Regions from separate parts of the Homo sapiens genome. Here regions 2 and 3 are each linked to region 1. Evidence: chromatin contacts called from ENCODE Hi-C data. All regions are on one chromosome and are shown on one strand. Each heading gives the region's core, a stretch centred on a gene start or an enhancer-like site at or near the end of the contact. The rest is flanking DNA. Distances are from core to core; before and after follow the strand shown. Region 1 holds the start of BPESC1 (blepharophimosis, epicanthus inversus and ptosis candidate 1). Region 2 holds the start of PRR23A (proline rich 23A). Region 3 has its middle 31 kb from the start of PISRT1.

The links. A loop is a pair of places that touch in the nucleus more often than their neighbours do. Pooled maps may share reads with other maps.
Region 2: a map of ovary shows a loop between it and region 1 (2.0-fold over the local background). The contact joins the promoter of PRR23A here to the promoter of BPESC1 in region 1. A Hi-C loop is called at or near these places in 1 of 168 maps with a recorded cell type or tissue (ovary).
Region 3: a loop to region 1 is called in a map of HepG2, with 2.6 times the contacts of the local background. The contact joins the enhancer-like site here to the promoter of BPESC1 in region 1. A Hi-C loop is called at or near these places in 19 of 168 maps with a recorded cell type or tissue (Caco-2, Calu3, DLD1 and 15 more), 28 of 37 single-sample maps with no recorded cell type and 21 of 50 pooled maps.

What each region holds. Positions count from the first base shown.
Region 1 is chr3:139,101,592-139,106,489 of GRCh38, forward strand. It overlaps BPESC1 (blepharophimosis, epicanthus inversus and ptosis candidate 1), which reads left to right and starts at 2,594. Exons shown (of 3, transcript NR_026783.3): 1 at 2,594-4,830.
Region 2 is chr3:139,003,488-139,008,385 of GRCh38, forward strand. PRR23A (proline rich 23A) reads right to left here and starts at 2,781. Exons shown (of 1, transcript NM_001134659.1): 1 at 475-2,781. The coding sequence starts at 2,781. The coding sequence ends at 1,981.
Region 3 is chr3:139,200,429-139,205,326 of GRCh38, forward strand. No RefSeq gene overlaps it. Among named protein-coding and RNA genes, the nearest start is that of PISRT1, 31 kb to the right of the region's middle. Within about 2 kb of position 1,906, at least 2 of the 41 ENCODE cell types and tissues checked have a DNase peak (open chromatin) inside an H3K27ac peak, as active enhancers do; they include HCT116 and Panc1, where a contact is called at or near this core.

The DNA.
Region 1 (4,898 bases), core at 1,344-3,843:
GGGGAATGCATCTGTGCTCCTAGAAGACAGTGTTTTTCCTGTCCCCTGGTCACCATCACACCAGCAGGGAGACCTTTTCAAGCACCTGCAGCTGCTCCTGGGTGGTGGTTACCTGACAGAGTCCCTCTGAGGTGGACCTGGGAAAACTGGAGATGTCATGGAAAGGCCTTTGGTACTGTACCTTCCTGATTCTTAGGATCTGCAGCTGGTGGTCCTCTGAGGGACTGAGGGTTAATTGCCATCCCCTCCAAGGAGATTTGGATGGAGAGGAATGGGATGGTGTAATGGAAAGGGTCAGAACAACCAACAACCAAGATTTGAACTGGGGCCCTGGGCAACTAGAGCACACCCCTCTCAGAGCCTCAGTTTCCTCCCCAAGATTATCTTGAGGACACAGAAGTGTTTTAAGTTTTGTAAGCCTGTGTCCTAAGGTGGAGTGGGGGTGGAGCACCCTGCACTCCTACAGTTCAGAGGTCAGTAAATTAGTCTGGGAAAAGGGGAGTGGGGCTCTCCTCTTGGGACAAGGGAGGGGCCCTCTCTGAGTCCCTTTAGTTAAACTGTGAACTCCCCTCAGAGCAGGTATGATCCGTTATGAGAGCCTGGTTGGAAGACCCAGGAGTGGCAGGACCCAGGATGGATCAGAGTGAGCTGTGGGGGCACACGCTGTGGGACTGGCCCCTGCTGGGTGAAAGACCCTCAGAGCTCTGGGTAGAACCTGCAAGCAAAAGGGTATCCCAGTGATGTAAATCAGACCAGTGTGCAAAAGTAGATATCATCAACGTGCATATTGAGCAACTACTGTGTGCATCTGGGGAGAATGTTGGTACACTGACAGGCTGTAAGCACATGTGAAAAGCTATGAACTGTATCAGATAGTTGGCGGGTGTGGGGATGTGCAGGAGGATTCCAAGGGGAGGGGTGGTATGTGGGTGGAAGGGGCCATAGCTTAGTGGTGCTCTGCAGAAGCTGATTTCGGTGGGGGAATCATGGAGGGGCAGAAAGAGTGTGCAAGGTCAGGAGGGTGCTTGCTGTGACCCAGGAACCAGATGTGGGGAGTTGGGTCAGGCCAGCAGCAGTGGGAAAGAGAAGGTGCGAGGAAGGAAAGGAATTTGAGAGGAGCAGGAAACCAGTCATGGTTGCCTGAGCAGAGGGAGCAAGGGTGAGGACCAAAAGGAAATTCCCACATGTTATGTCAGGTGCAGGGAGAGAGGTAGAGCTGACAGGACTAGGTATGCTGGCCCCCAAGTGAGAGGTGGGATTGGAGTTGCTGGGAGAGCTTGCTTATGGGCCAGAGGATGTCTGGCTCATCTCAGTACTGCTCATGGGGCGGAATGAATGCGAAGTCCCCCCAGATGGGGACACCATGTGGCAGAGTGGGACCACTCTGGCTTTGATGCAGTCTCGCCATACCTCTCTCAGCTGTGTGACTTCAGGAGCAATCCTTAACCTTTCTGAGCCTATATCAGCTATACCATCTCCCTCCACCTGACCTTGAGATGGCAATTACAGTGGCTGTAGTCCAGTTTATCAATAGAAAGGAGCCATGGCTGGACAGACGTGGGGACATGGGGCAGTCCCATTTCACAGGCTGGAAAACAGAGGCCCTAAAACAACACAGCTCCCTTACACAGCTGGCCTTTGGGGCTGCTTGGTCCTAGCTCTGGATCCTCCACAAGGATCCTCACACTGTGGTGCTGGAAGTGCCTGGTGGCCTTGTGGTGGCCGCTCCCACCTCCCTATCAGCTGTTAACCTACAAATGCCCTAGTAAGGAAAATATTTTCATTCTTTTATAACACCATTCTCAGGACTGCTTAATCATATTTTTCTTTGTCTTTGAAAACAAGCTCCTGTGTGGTTTTCTATTTTCTTGCTGCTCTTCTAAGGATATTCTAGAACTGAACCTTGCTGTCTGGCACTTCATGCCTTTTTAATTGCGTCACCATCCTCTGGCTACTTTAGATGGGGTTAGGGTGGGCAGGCGCTAAGCCCCTCCAAGTGCCTCACACCACACTTGACCTCACTTCTATTCTGGGACAAAGGTGTCACCTCATTTTGCAGAAGAAACTGATGTTCAGAGAGGTTAAGTATCCTGCTCAAGGTCACACAGCCTTTTTGATGAGAATTCAAGCCATTTTGATCTCCAAGCCAGGGATAAGTCTGTTAATAAACCCACTCTGCCCTGATCTCTGGCACCAGCCTGCTGTGGTGACCTCAAGCAAGTCCGTTAAAGTCTCTCTGCCCCACGTTCTCTGGGTGTGACAGCCTATTGTGAAAACAGGAGAATGAGGATAAGAGTGACTGTCAACTGGCTATGTGAGCCATTGGTCAGTTTTCTGAAGGGTCTGCTATATGCCCGCTGATGCTGTGGTCTCCCCAACCAGATTATTAGCATCCTCACACCCCTTGTATGACTTGACCCACAGAGGGGCTCATCAAAGATGTGCTTGTGTTGGATTCTTTTTGTTATTGTTATTGGATCTTGATATTATATGCTGAAGCCAAGTTGTGACTGATGGAAGAATCTGTAGAGGTGTTTGCTGAAAGCTAAGGGACTGCATGGGTGGGTGGGTGGGAAGGGGAGTTTCTTCACAGAAAGGAAGAAGAGGAACACGTTGCTGTGTGCTCGTGGCACGTGGCCTGTTGGGTCCTTTCGCAGTCCTTTGAAGCAGTTGCTTTTACTGTCCCCTGTTTTACAGAAGAGGAAACAGCCAAGGTGACTTAAGGGCAGAGCGCCAGCAGGTATGGAGCCTGAATTTAAATGCAGGTCTGCATACTGCAAGCACCTGGGTTCTCTCCACCCCTCCTCTGGACTCCCATTTGTTCTCTGTCAGTGACTGAGAAAGGGTGGGTGGGACTAGGAACTCAGCTTCCGGTCCATGACCACATCCATGGAATATGGGAGGAAGAGATCAAATCACAAATCTTGGGAGTGAGGGAGAGACACATCCTTGGGGCTACTCAAGCCCCCCATATCCTTTGCATACCTTCTTTATCCCTTTTCTACCCAGTGGATTTGGAGGGAGTGGGCTTGGGATACCATCAGACAACGAGAAACACGATTTGCAGGACTGTGTGGAGGTATCCAGGCCTGAGGGCCCTGCTCCAGAGCTCCCCTCCTCACTCTGTGGCTGGAACAAAATCTCTTCCTTGTGTGGCCTTGGCTTCCCTAGCAGGGATCCCAAAACATGGGATCTGGCCATGCTGCTCAGTCCTTGGGTTGATTTCTTTGAGCTCCAGCTTCTCTGAGCATCCCCTCTGCTGTCCCCACATCCTGATAGCCCCTCTGGGAGCTGGGGCCTGGCCTTTCTGCCCATTCTCAACAAACACTCTTGTCTGGAGACAGGCAGGACAATGGAGAGCTACCTTGTCCTGCTGCTGCCCCTGCCACCACAGCTGCTTATGTGTGACCGATGGGGTTGAGAGGGGCAAGAGTTCTGTGGAGAGAGTGGAGGGAAAGAGTTTTTTTTTTTTTTTTTTTTTTTTTTGCTATGCACAGTTCCTCCCAGCAACCTTCCCTCTCTGACCAATGGGGCCTCTAGGCTCTGCCCTTCACGTTGGGGTCTTCCCCCACCTCCGGCCCTTTGGTTTTGATATGGCTAGTGACCAGCACTGACCACCATCCCAAGCTGGGAAGAGCAATTGGTGAAGAGTGTGTGTACTATTTACTTTCTTCACCCTTGCCCCTTTATTCTCAAGGTCTTTTGATTGTGAAGCAAGGCCCGAGGCCTTGACTGGTGAGATTAGCCCGGGAGGTGGTGGCTCCCTCCTGCTCTCTGTGGTGAAAGCCAAGCACACTTTCCTAAAACCAGCGTCGGAAGCTGTGCTGTAGCCTGTAATTACTGACATGAAGGTCCCCACACAGAGTCTGGATGGAGGCTGCCCTGGAAGCAGCCCCGGGCTGGGAAAGGGCTGAGTGTCAACAGGCCTGTGTTTGAATCCAAGTCACCTGTGTTCTCTGACAGGTCACTCAGTTCCTCCGGCCACAGCTGCCCCTCTGTGAGATGACATAACACTGCTTACCTCTTGGTGTGGCTATGAGGATTGATTGGGCTGATGTGTAGAAAATATGTAATGCAGGGCTTGTCCTGGAGGTGATGTTAGGTAATGGTGAGGTGGATCTTCCCTGTGTGGTCCCTCCCTTCGTGTGCCCCTGCCCAGCCTCTTGGCACCTCCTGTTTACTCCCCGAGCCCCCAGATTCTCACCTTTGCCCAGAGCCACATTCGGGCTTGTCTTCCTCTTCCATGTCCCCGCATGCAGAATCCTCTCTTTCTTCTGCCAGGGTTCTTCCTCTCCAAGCCCTCCTCTGAACCAGCTATCCCTCTGGAATGCAGCTGACCAAACAAATTCCCACTAATGTAACTGGTAGTATCTTAGAGGTGAACTCTCCTGTGGGCATTTTATTTGTATCTTAGAAGAATTTTTGTTTTAAATCTTATTTTTCCCAACTGGCATATAGTAGGGTGCTCAATAAAGGTGGGTTGCCTGAATAAGTGAAAGAACCTAAGGAACAATGTCTAATGGTGGAATTTCAGTCATGTCTTCATGCTTTCAGCCTCTCTGCAAACATTTATTTTGTGTGCTAGATACTGGAGATATGTTGCTGGATAAAACAGCCACAGTCCTTGCCCTTTGGAACTTCCAGTATAGTGGGGACAATCAGTTAATAAGCAAACAAACACATTTCTATTTATAAATGGTGATAAAATTCCTTGGCTAAAAGAATATTGCAGAGTCTATGATACTGTATAACAGGGGCTTCTAATTAAATTTAGGGGATCCTGATGCCACTTAGCAGTGGGATTTCAGAGGACCTTTCAGAGGAGCTAAGGTAAGATGAGATGGAGGCAGAGTGGGGCAGGAAAGATGGCTTAGGGGCCTCTTTGGGCTTTGTGACAC
Region 2 (4,898 bases), core at 1,531-4,030, 98 kb before region 1:
CCTGGGTGATAGAGAGAGACCTGGTATCTAAAAAAAACCCCCCAAAACAAAAAAGAAATAAAAATAAATCTGAGGCCAGGTGCGGTAGCTCACTCCTGTAATTCCAGCACTTTTGGAGGCTGTGTCAGGAGGACTGCTTGAGGCCAGGAGTTTGAAACCAGCCTGGGCAACATAGTGAGACTCCATCTCTAAAAAAAAAATTTTTTTTAAATTTAGGTGGGTGTGGGAGTGCGCACCTGTAGTCCCAGTTACTTGGGAGGCTGAGGCAAAGGATCTCTTGAGCCCACTCATTGTGCCACTGCACTCCATCCAGGGTGACAGAATGAGACCCTGTCTCCAATAAATAAACAAATAAAGAAATAAATAAAGAACAAATATCACAATCATATGATGGATACTGGAATCTTTAGAAGAAATTTACTACACATATTTATGTCATCTCGAAAATAAAGTTGAGAAAAAAACTGGAGAATATGAGGTAGTTATGTAAATTTAATTGTCCAGAAAACAACATAAACATTGCTTATTTATATCTATACATATATATATGTATATGTAGCTTTCATATATTGACTAGAATGATATCCATCAACTTTGTGTCATGATGTGAATCCCCTGGGAATGGGGGAGAAGAGTGGGGATCAAAGGATATGACAACATTATCTGTAATATTTCCTTTCCTTTATAGTTAAAAAGACATTAAGGAAATAATACTAAGAAATAACGACTGCCAATTCAGGGTGATGGACTCAAGAGCATGAAAAAAACTCTCAAAAATAAATTAGACCAAATGTCCATGCGGTGAAGGTGAGTGAGTACCCCTGAGAGGAAATCAAGATGAAGCCCACACTGCCCTGAAATTCAGGAATACCCATTGGTTAAAGTACATAGAATATGTCATTGTACAAGATGCTGCTGGAATGAAAGTGTCACAACTTCCTACTTTCCCTCATTAAATATTGCTTTCACTAATTTTTAAATTGTTTTTTCGTTTTCTTTTTTTTTTTTTTGAGATGGAGTCTCACTCTGTTGCCCAGGCTGGAGTGCAATGGCACGATCTCGGCTCATTGCAACCTCTGCCTCTCAGGTTCAAGCACTCCTCCTGCCTCATCCCTGCTAGTAGCTGGGATTACAGGCACACGCCACCATGCCCGGCTAATTTTCGTATTTTTAGTAGAGACGGAGTTTCGCCATGTTGGCCAGGCTAGTCTCGAACTCCTGACTGCAGGTGATCCACACGCCTCGGCCTCCCAAAGTGCTGGGATTACAGGCGTGAGCCATCGCGCCCGGCCCTTAAATTCTTATTTGCAGAAACACTTCCAAAAGGTCCAGTGCATTCATTACATTTGAATGTTGTTTGTTTACTATCTAATCTAATATGCATTTATCTTGATTGTCCAGGTCCAGGAAAAGGAGTTAAGGAGAGCAAGTGGAAAATAAAATCAGTGGTCAGAAGCACCTCAGAGGATGTTGGGAGAAATCGTATAGGTAAATTCCTAACTGCAAAAAGAAGGAAAGACAATGATCTGGATTGGAGAGAACGGATAGGTGTATGGAAGTGATAAAAAAAAAGGGGGGAATTTTAAAGAAAACTGAAGGGAGCTTTAAGCAAGAGTAGGGGTGAAACTGAGGATACAGTTGGCTGAAGGTGACAAAGGCAGAAGTAACAGCTCCTGCAGCAAAGGCAAGGGATCTGAAAATCCATGACTGGTTATGTGTGGTCTACTCTTCTTGGTAAAGGTGCTTACCAGAATCTGCTTTTCTTTTTTCATGTCCTTGCCTGCCACTTACCAAGGAATTCTGCCAAAAAACCAACCAGCCAGCCAGCCAACCAACCAACCCACCCAAACAACAGTAATCCAACTGCCCGCTGTCGATGAATGAAGATGCTGCATTTCCGGGCTGTGGCAAGTCCTCACAGTGAGTCTTGGAGGATCCACAAGAACCCGCAGCCGGTGGCAAGGGATTGTGGGAAGCAGTTCATTCCTGGAACAGTCGTCTGCGGGCCTTGCACGGAGGGCGTTTCGGGAGCGGCGGGTGCGCGTGGGGACCTGGACTCCCCACGCGCGGAGAGGGAGGTAGAGGTTGGAGAGGTGAGCTGGGGACAGGCTCCAGAAGGCGGAATTCCGGGTCGAAGAAGGGGCCTGGAGAGTGTCCCTCTGAACTGGGGTTGGGGGCCAGAGCACAGGGTTCTGGGATGGGGCCCTCCCGGTAGGGGCTGAACATACTTCTGGCGGAGGAGTAGAGCCCAGCGGCTGAGCCGGCTGCGGAGTCCATCTGGAGCTCCGGAAACTCGGGGTCCGCGTCCTCCTCGTAGGCCTCTTCCTGGGCGGCGATCTCTGGGACAGATGCGCAGAAGACTTCCTGCTCAACGACGACGTCCTCCCTGAGAGCGCCCAGGAAAACGTCCACTTCCAGCCCAGCAGACGAGTCGTCCTGCGCTCCTGAGCGTTCGTCGACAGAGCTCAGGAGGACCTCTGGGATCAGGATGAGGGTGTGTCCATCGAGAGACACTCGCAGGATCGACGTTGGCGGGAGCTCCAGCACCAGGTCGACGTCGTCCAGGGGCACACGCAGGGCACAGCCCGCGGCCAGGACCACTATGGAGGTGAGCGCGCCCACGGCCGGGGTACCCGCCGGGTCTTCCAGGCTGGGCGCCACGCGGGGTTCGGGGCCCGCGGGCTCCTCCAATCGGAGGCGCTTGGCAGGGCCGGGTCCTCCTGGCTGCTGTCCCCACCAGGGCGCAGGGAAGGCGCTGGGGCTGCGGGGCCGGCTGCCCATAGCCTCGACGGCGCTCTTGGGCCTAGCAGAGGACGTAGGGAGCGCGGGCAGCGAAGTCCTTTTTGAGGTAACAGGTGTCGGTGCTAGGCGAGGCGGGTTGGGGCGGAAGGGGCGAAGGACCGCGCGGCGCGGGGAGAGTCCTGGGAGCTCCAGGGGCGCCTCCCGGAGACCGCAGTCCGTGCTGCTGAGAGAGCCTCGCGCGATGGAATCTTGGGCCTTCCTGGCGCAGACCCGGATGCACGTCCGATGACTAATAACGTGGGACGTCAGGTGACCTCGGCGCACCAGGATGTGTCAATATAGGCCCCGCCTCCCGACAGTGCTCTGCGGTAGGCGTGGCCTAGAGATGATTGGATCAATTAGAACAAGAGCGAGGTGCGGAGGTGGGGAGGTGGGGAGGTGGAGGGGTGTCTTTGTGTCTGTAGGGGAAGGTTCCTTGGATGTGCTCGTGGGACCCAATGGCGGTAATTGCTTTTATCTTGGTTAAGAAAAGAAAAGCCAAAACACAATTTCAAAAACTGCTTGCTTACTTTTATAAGTAGCTTACGTCTCAATGTCTCTTCTAAGATTTTCCAGGAATATATGAAAAAGAGCTTTAACTCATACTCACTGCTCTTTCCCCACCCTTCCTACGTGGTTCTAAAAAGTTCTTTCATTTCTGATAGAAAGTAGAAATGAAAATTTTGCTTTGATAAGTAAACTTTAATTTTTGTGGGTACATAGTAGGTATATATATTTATGGGTTATATGAGATACTTTGATACAGGCCTGCAATACGTAGTAATCACATCATGGTAAATGGGGTATCCATCCTCTCAAGCATTTATCCTTTGTGTTACAAACAATCCAATTATACTCTTTTAGTTATTTTAAATTGTACAATTAAATTATTATTGACTATAGTCACCCGGTTCTGCTATCGGATACTAGATTTTAATTCATTTTTTCTATTTTTTTGTACCTATTAACCATTTCTATTTGCCCCCACCCTCACTACCCTTCCCAGCTTCTGGTAACCATCCTTCTACTCTCTCCATATGTTCAATTGTTTTAATTTTTAGCTGCCATAAATAAGTGAGAACACGAGAAGTTTGTTTTTTTGTGCCTGACTTATTCCACTTAACATAATGACCTCCAGTTCCATCCATGTTGTTGCTAATGACAGGATCTCATTCTTTTTTATGGCTGAATAGTACTCCATTGTGTATATGTACCACATTTTCTTTATCCATTCATCTGTTGATGGATAGTTTGGTTGCTTCCAAATCTTGGCTATTGTGAATAAAACTCCAATAAACATGGGAGCACAGATATGTCTTCAATATTCTGCTTTTCTTTCTTTTGATTATGTACGTGGCAGTGAGATTGCTGGATCATATGGTAGCTCTATTTTTAGATTTTTGCAGAACCTCCAAACTGTTCTCCGTAGTGGTTTTTACGAGTTTACATTCCCACCAACAGTGTACGAGGGTTCCCTTTACTCCAAATCCTTGCCAGCATTTGTTATTTCCTGTCTTTTGGATAAAAGCCATTTTAACTGGGGTAAGATATCTCACTGTAGTTTTGATTTGCATTTGTCTGATGATCAGTGATGTTGAGCACCTTTTCACATAGCTGCTTGCTATTTGTATGTCTTCTTTTGAGAAATATTTATTCAGTTATTTTGCCCATTTTTATATTGGATTATTAGATTTTTTTTCCTTTAGAGTTGTTTGAGCTTCTTATGTATTCTGGCTATGAATCCCTTGTCAGATGAGTAGTTTGCAGATAATTTCTTTCATTCTCTTCTGTTTGTTGATGTTTCCTTTGCTGTGTAGAAGCTTTTTAACTTGATGTGATCCCATTTGTCCACTTTTGCTTTAGTTACCTGTGCTTGTGGATTATTACTCAAGAAATCTTTACCCAGATCAAAGTCCTGGAGAGTTTCCCCAATGTTTTGTTATAGTAGTTTTATATTTTGAGGGTTTTTTTTTTTTTTTGACAGAGTTTTGCCCTTGTTGCCCAGGCTGGAGTGCAATGGCGCGATCTCGGCTCACTGCAACCTCCGCCTCAGGGGTTCAAGCGATTCTCCTGCCTCTGCCTCCTTAGTAGCTGGGATTACAGGTGTCAGCCACCAT
Region 3 (4,898 bases), core at 656-3,155, 98 kb after region 1:
TTACAAGATGGCTTCCTCTGAAGGTATGACTTTAGCATGATGGAGGGGAGGAAAGAGGAAAAGGGCAAAAAGGCATGAGTCTATCCATTTTTATGAACTTTACCTGAAGACACACCCAGTGATATCTGCTTTCAGCTATCGGCCGCAACTGTTCCAGGGCTACTCCTAACTGCAAAGGAGTCTGGGAAAGTAAGAATTTTTGGCTTTCCAGATTCTTTAATAAGAAAGTTAGAGGAGTAGGAAGGAGGTCATAAAACCAAATGCTGTCAAGTAGTCAATTTGTTGTATCTGCCACAACAAAGTAGACTTTAGAAATTGTTTGGTAACATGAAAATTTTCAGGCAATGTAAAGTTTGGCCAAAAAAAAAAAAAGATTCAAAAGCATAGCCACAATATTATTTTAATTTTCAAAACAAAATGATATTTTTACATTTGTTACAGAAAAAATCTGGGAGAAAACCTACTTGTGAGGGTGACTCTGGGATTTTTAAGTTCTTTCTCTCTCCCTCTACTTTTTAACATGACCTTTTAAAATAAGTTTTGTTTTTCAAACCCCAAACTGGCTAATCTTTACCAAAACACTGAAGGCCAGACCCCTTCCTAGACTCAGGGCTTCCTAGATGCTGTGCTTTGATGTGGTGGCCCAGGGCACCATCATTCCCCAGAGCTAGGGCTGATCTGGGGGTATAGCAGTCCCCACCGCCTTGTTCCTTAGGCTGCTCCTGAGAGCTGTCTCGTGGAACTTCACTCCTGTGCCTGTTTCAGTAGGACTGATGTGCTCCTACCAAGGGATCTCACACTAAGCTGTTATCAGTCACTCTACCAAGTGGGAGTGAGATTCCTGTGTCAAAAGTAGAGACCTTTGACCCTGGAAGTAGAGAGTAAGCTGAGGCAGAATCTCCAAGGCAGATAAAGAAATTTAATGACTGGAAATGAGGAAAGCAAGCAGGTGACGGGTTGTCCTTCTGGCCTTGTCTGGGGTTGCCTTGACCTAAATGAATGGAGGGAGTGGTAGGCAGGGGCGGTGGGTGGGTACCATCTCCAGGGTTGGGAGGCCTGGGTCTGTCACCTCACCTCTCTGATCCTTAGTATAATAGCAGACAAATCGGTCACCTTCATTGAGCACATCTACATGTTAAGTTCTCAGCACTCATTGAATACTCCCAGCACCCCCATGAAGAGGGTGCTCTTATGATTACGATGTCACAGATAAACTTCATGAGGCAGCAGAAAATGGCTGCCCTGAGGTTTGCTGCCTGTGTTCAGGCTCTTCCCTCATGAGCAGTATGACTTGGAAAGTTATCTAAGTGCTCTGTGCCTCAGTCTCCTCTCTAAAATGGAGATAATAATAGAGTCTACATTATGGGATTGTTATGAGGAATAGTTGAATTAATGCGTGTAAAAAGCCCAGCACTGGGTCTGGCAAATCAAGTCAATAAAATGTCAAGTTCTATGAATATTAGAATTTTGTGCAGATCAAAAGAAATAAAGTACATCAAATGACAGATACATAGAATGTGTACAATAAATGTGTCTACCTCATATGCCTCGCACCTGCTTCGTTCACTCCTGTGATAGATAGATGAGGAACTAAGGCCTGGAGAATAAAAAGGGATTTTCCAAGGTCACACAGTGAGAGTGGGGCAAATCTAGGTTCTAAAAACGAGTTTCCTGCCTTCTAGCAAAGAGCAGGATACACACAGCAAACTTCCCTGGGAAACTTAAAACAGGGAAAAATGGAAGTTGGCAAAGCACCTGGGGACAGGGGTCCTGTGCCACCCCAGGGTAGGAAATGAGCCTCAGGAAAGACTGAGAAGTCACCTGACACCACACCACATGGACCTCCTGTTTCTGTCCGCAGGGAGGGGCCACATGAGGCCTCCCCTCAACACCCCCTCAGCCTCAGGTAGCCCTTCCCTGGGGTCAGACTGGGTATGCCTGAGCCATCTCAGACCTGGTCTCTCCTGGAACGAAAGGAATGCTCCTTGCTGTACTTGGGTTCCCTGAATAGTCACTGACTTTCGTTCTCCACATCCTGCTTTCTCAGGCTCAGCCCGGGCTGGCTGTCATGTGTCAGCTTGGATGACAGACAGCTCCAGAGCCCCACCACCTGGCCTTTCTCAGTAGCCTGGCCAGGAAACCAGATGTAAGGTGAAATTCAGCAGCCACTGACATCAAAGGCACCAAACTGATGTCACAGCTCCTGGGCCACTGGGGATCATTTGTTGACAGGATGACTTTGTAGGGAGACAACTCTGGGAAAGCCTGGTCTTCCCCCAGCCCCAGTCCCTGTCCTCACCCAGGGCTGATGGCCACAATATCAACTTTCTCTTGGAGGGCATGCAGCTACATGGTGTGTGGTTTCAGGACTGCTACACACAGTACACCGTGCAGAGTTGCTGGGCAGTCCCTGAGGTTAGCTAGGCCAGGCCCAAGATGCTTCTGGGTTGGTGAATGGCAATAAATGTGGTGTGAGACTGTTTTGAGCATTTTGTAAAGCTGATTAGAAAGCCAATGCTTTGCCAAAATGAGGAGTACCAGGTTATCTAAGACAGTTTGGCATTTGGCTGAAATTGCACCAATTCTATGTGGTCCCAGAGGTTAGCCCATCCTAGTCAACAGTACTGATTGGCTTTGATGACATTAGAATTCCTAAAATATAGGGGATAAAATAAGAGAAGTCCTTTATGGTGAGAAGGTGGTGACCCCCAGATTGCATCATCCCTGAGATTCTTTCTGCTTCTGAGATTCTAGTACTGAAATTGATTCTGAGTTCTGGGTGTTCAACCTGAGGTATACACAGGAGAGTGTAGGGTACTAGACAATCAAGAGGTTAACCTGCCTTACCTGCCTGTGATATTATCTACACCTGGAGATGTTTGGTTGAAAATCAGTAGATAATTTAAAACGTTATTTTTCTATGAAAACTTAATCCAAACTCTGCTTTCAATTGTTTGGACACCTTGTCATCCTTTTTGAATGCACTGGCCCTTTATCCTTTCTCTAACCCCTTCAGAATTACCCTGAAGAAAACATCTAGCTAATTCATATTAGACTTAACCCAATGGAAAGAATTTCATTGGTAGAATTTCAGGCTCCTAGAACAAGGTGGGTGCAGACTAAGGGCGGTGGGGTGGTGGTCACCTCTAGCTGGGGAGAAGGTTGGATGTCCCTGGTAGGCCTTGGGGTGGGGGGAATTCTGGATGTTTGCTGATCCCCCATCCGGTGCTCTGAGGCTCAACCTTCCTCTTCTCTTAGGTGGTGAAAGGGAGATTCATTTTCCTAAGGGGGCTTTGGGGCCTGGTCAGTGTTCTCTATAAGGGTCCCCAGGAATTCTTCCACTCAGGCTGGACTCAGTCATCTGCCAAAGGCCAGGAGAGTTGGCTGGGTTCAGGCCCAGAGTTGCATCAACCCCGTCATACCTCTCTGATCTAGCTACTGACTGTCCCTGTGTCCCTCATGGAGGGCAGGTCTCTCTTGGAAGGCAAGAGAGACAGAGGAAGGGCACTAGACCTGCTGCAGGGAGCTTGGGCAGGACTGACAGGGGACTCTTCATGCTTGTCTTCAAGGCTTTTCAGCATCGGGCTCTTTTCTGAGAGACAGAATGGCAGGTAGGCAGATGAGGAGCACTGGGGGCTGCCAAGGCCCTCCCCAGCTCTGCCATGCTGTACATCCACAATCTAAGGGCTGGGAACCTGAAGGCAGTTCTTGTAAAAGGAAAATGTGGAGTCTTCTCAGGGGCAGAGGGGCACTGTAGTTTAGAATACAAGTCCAAGCCTTTCCTGCTTGGCAAGGGCTGTCTAGTGTATCTTACATCCTTCCATCTAAGACAGTTTTGCATTTGGCTGAAATTGCCCCAATTCTACATGGTCTGCATTTTTTTCTGGAAACCCTATAGGGAGAAGAATGAGAGAACAGGGAGTAGAAAAGAGAGAGTGGGTGAGAGTGGCTGCCACCAGAACAGGAAGGGCTTGGACTTGTGTTGATGCTGTTTGCCAGCCCAGAGAGCACAACCTAGGTGTGCTGGCCAATGGCTGGAGCCTGGAGACTTGAGAAAATATTAATATCTGACTAAGGAATGGGCTCTTTCTTCTCCCACTCCTAAGTCATGCTTCTGCCCCAGAACTCTGCCTATGGGCCTCAGACAGGGCACTGAGGTGTATCCCAGCCTTCTCTACAGCCCTAGCCATAGCCAATGGGAGCTGACAAGCAGCCTAAAAACACACAGCAGCCTGACGCCCCACTAATCTCCGCATCATCTGTGGGTGAATGTTTCCAACAGAGGTGGAGGAGATGATAAAAGGAGCAGTGTTTCTGCATGCAGCACTTCTATTGAAGCATGTTTGCATGGCAATTTGCATCAGCACATTTTTAATATCCATAAACCCATGCCGGCAAGGATGGGAGCAGCCTTGTGCCAAAACTTCAGGCTTTGCAAATGTCTGGACTTAGGAGGGAGTGGCCAGTAAGCAGGCAGGAGGCTGTCTTACTGGCTGGATTCCTCCAGCATGCAGTGTCCACACCACATGCCCTTCTGGGGTTTCCTGAAGCCTCTGGCCCAGCTCCTCAGAGTTGCCATATCTAGGCAAACCCCTATCCAAATAGCTACTCTTGCAGTTTGGTCTCAGAAAGCATGCATGTTTCCTTAGGGCAAAGTTGTTTATCACTCAGAGTTGAACTAACAACTTTCACTCCTGATTGATGGGGCTGATAGTCAAAAAAACACTGCTTCCTAATGATGGCAGATATTCAAAGTGCTGTTCCACAGGACATCACACGCATGGTGAGAGGGCCAGGAATGACCCAGAAGGCAGCATTTAGTCCCTCAACCTTCCCATAATGTTTCTAGAAATGTTTGAGGAGCAGAAGTTGCTACCAAGAATGATAAAACTTGGTCC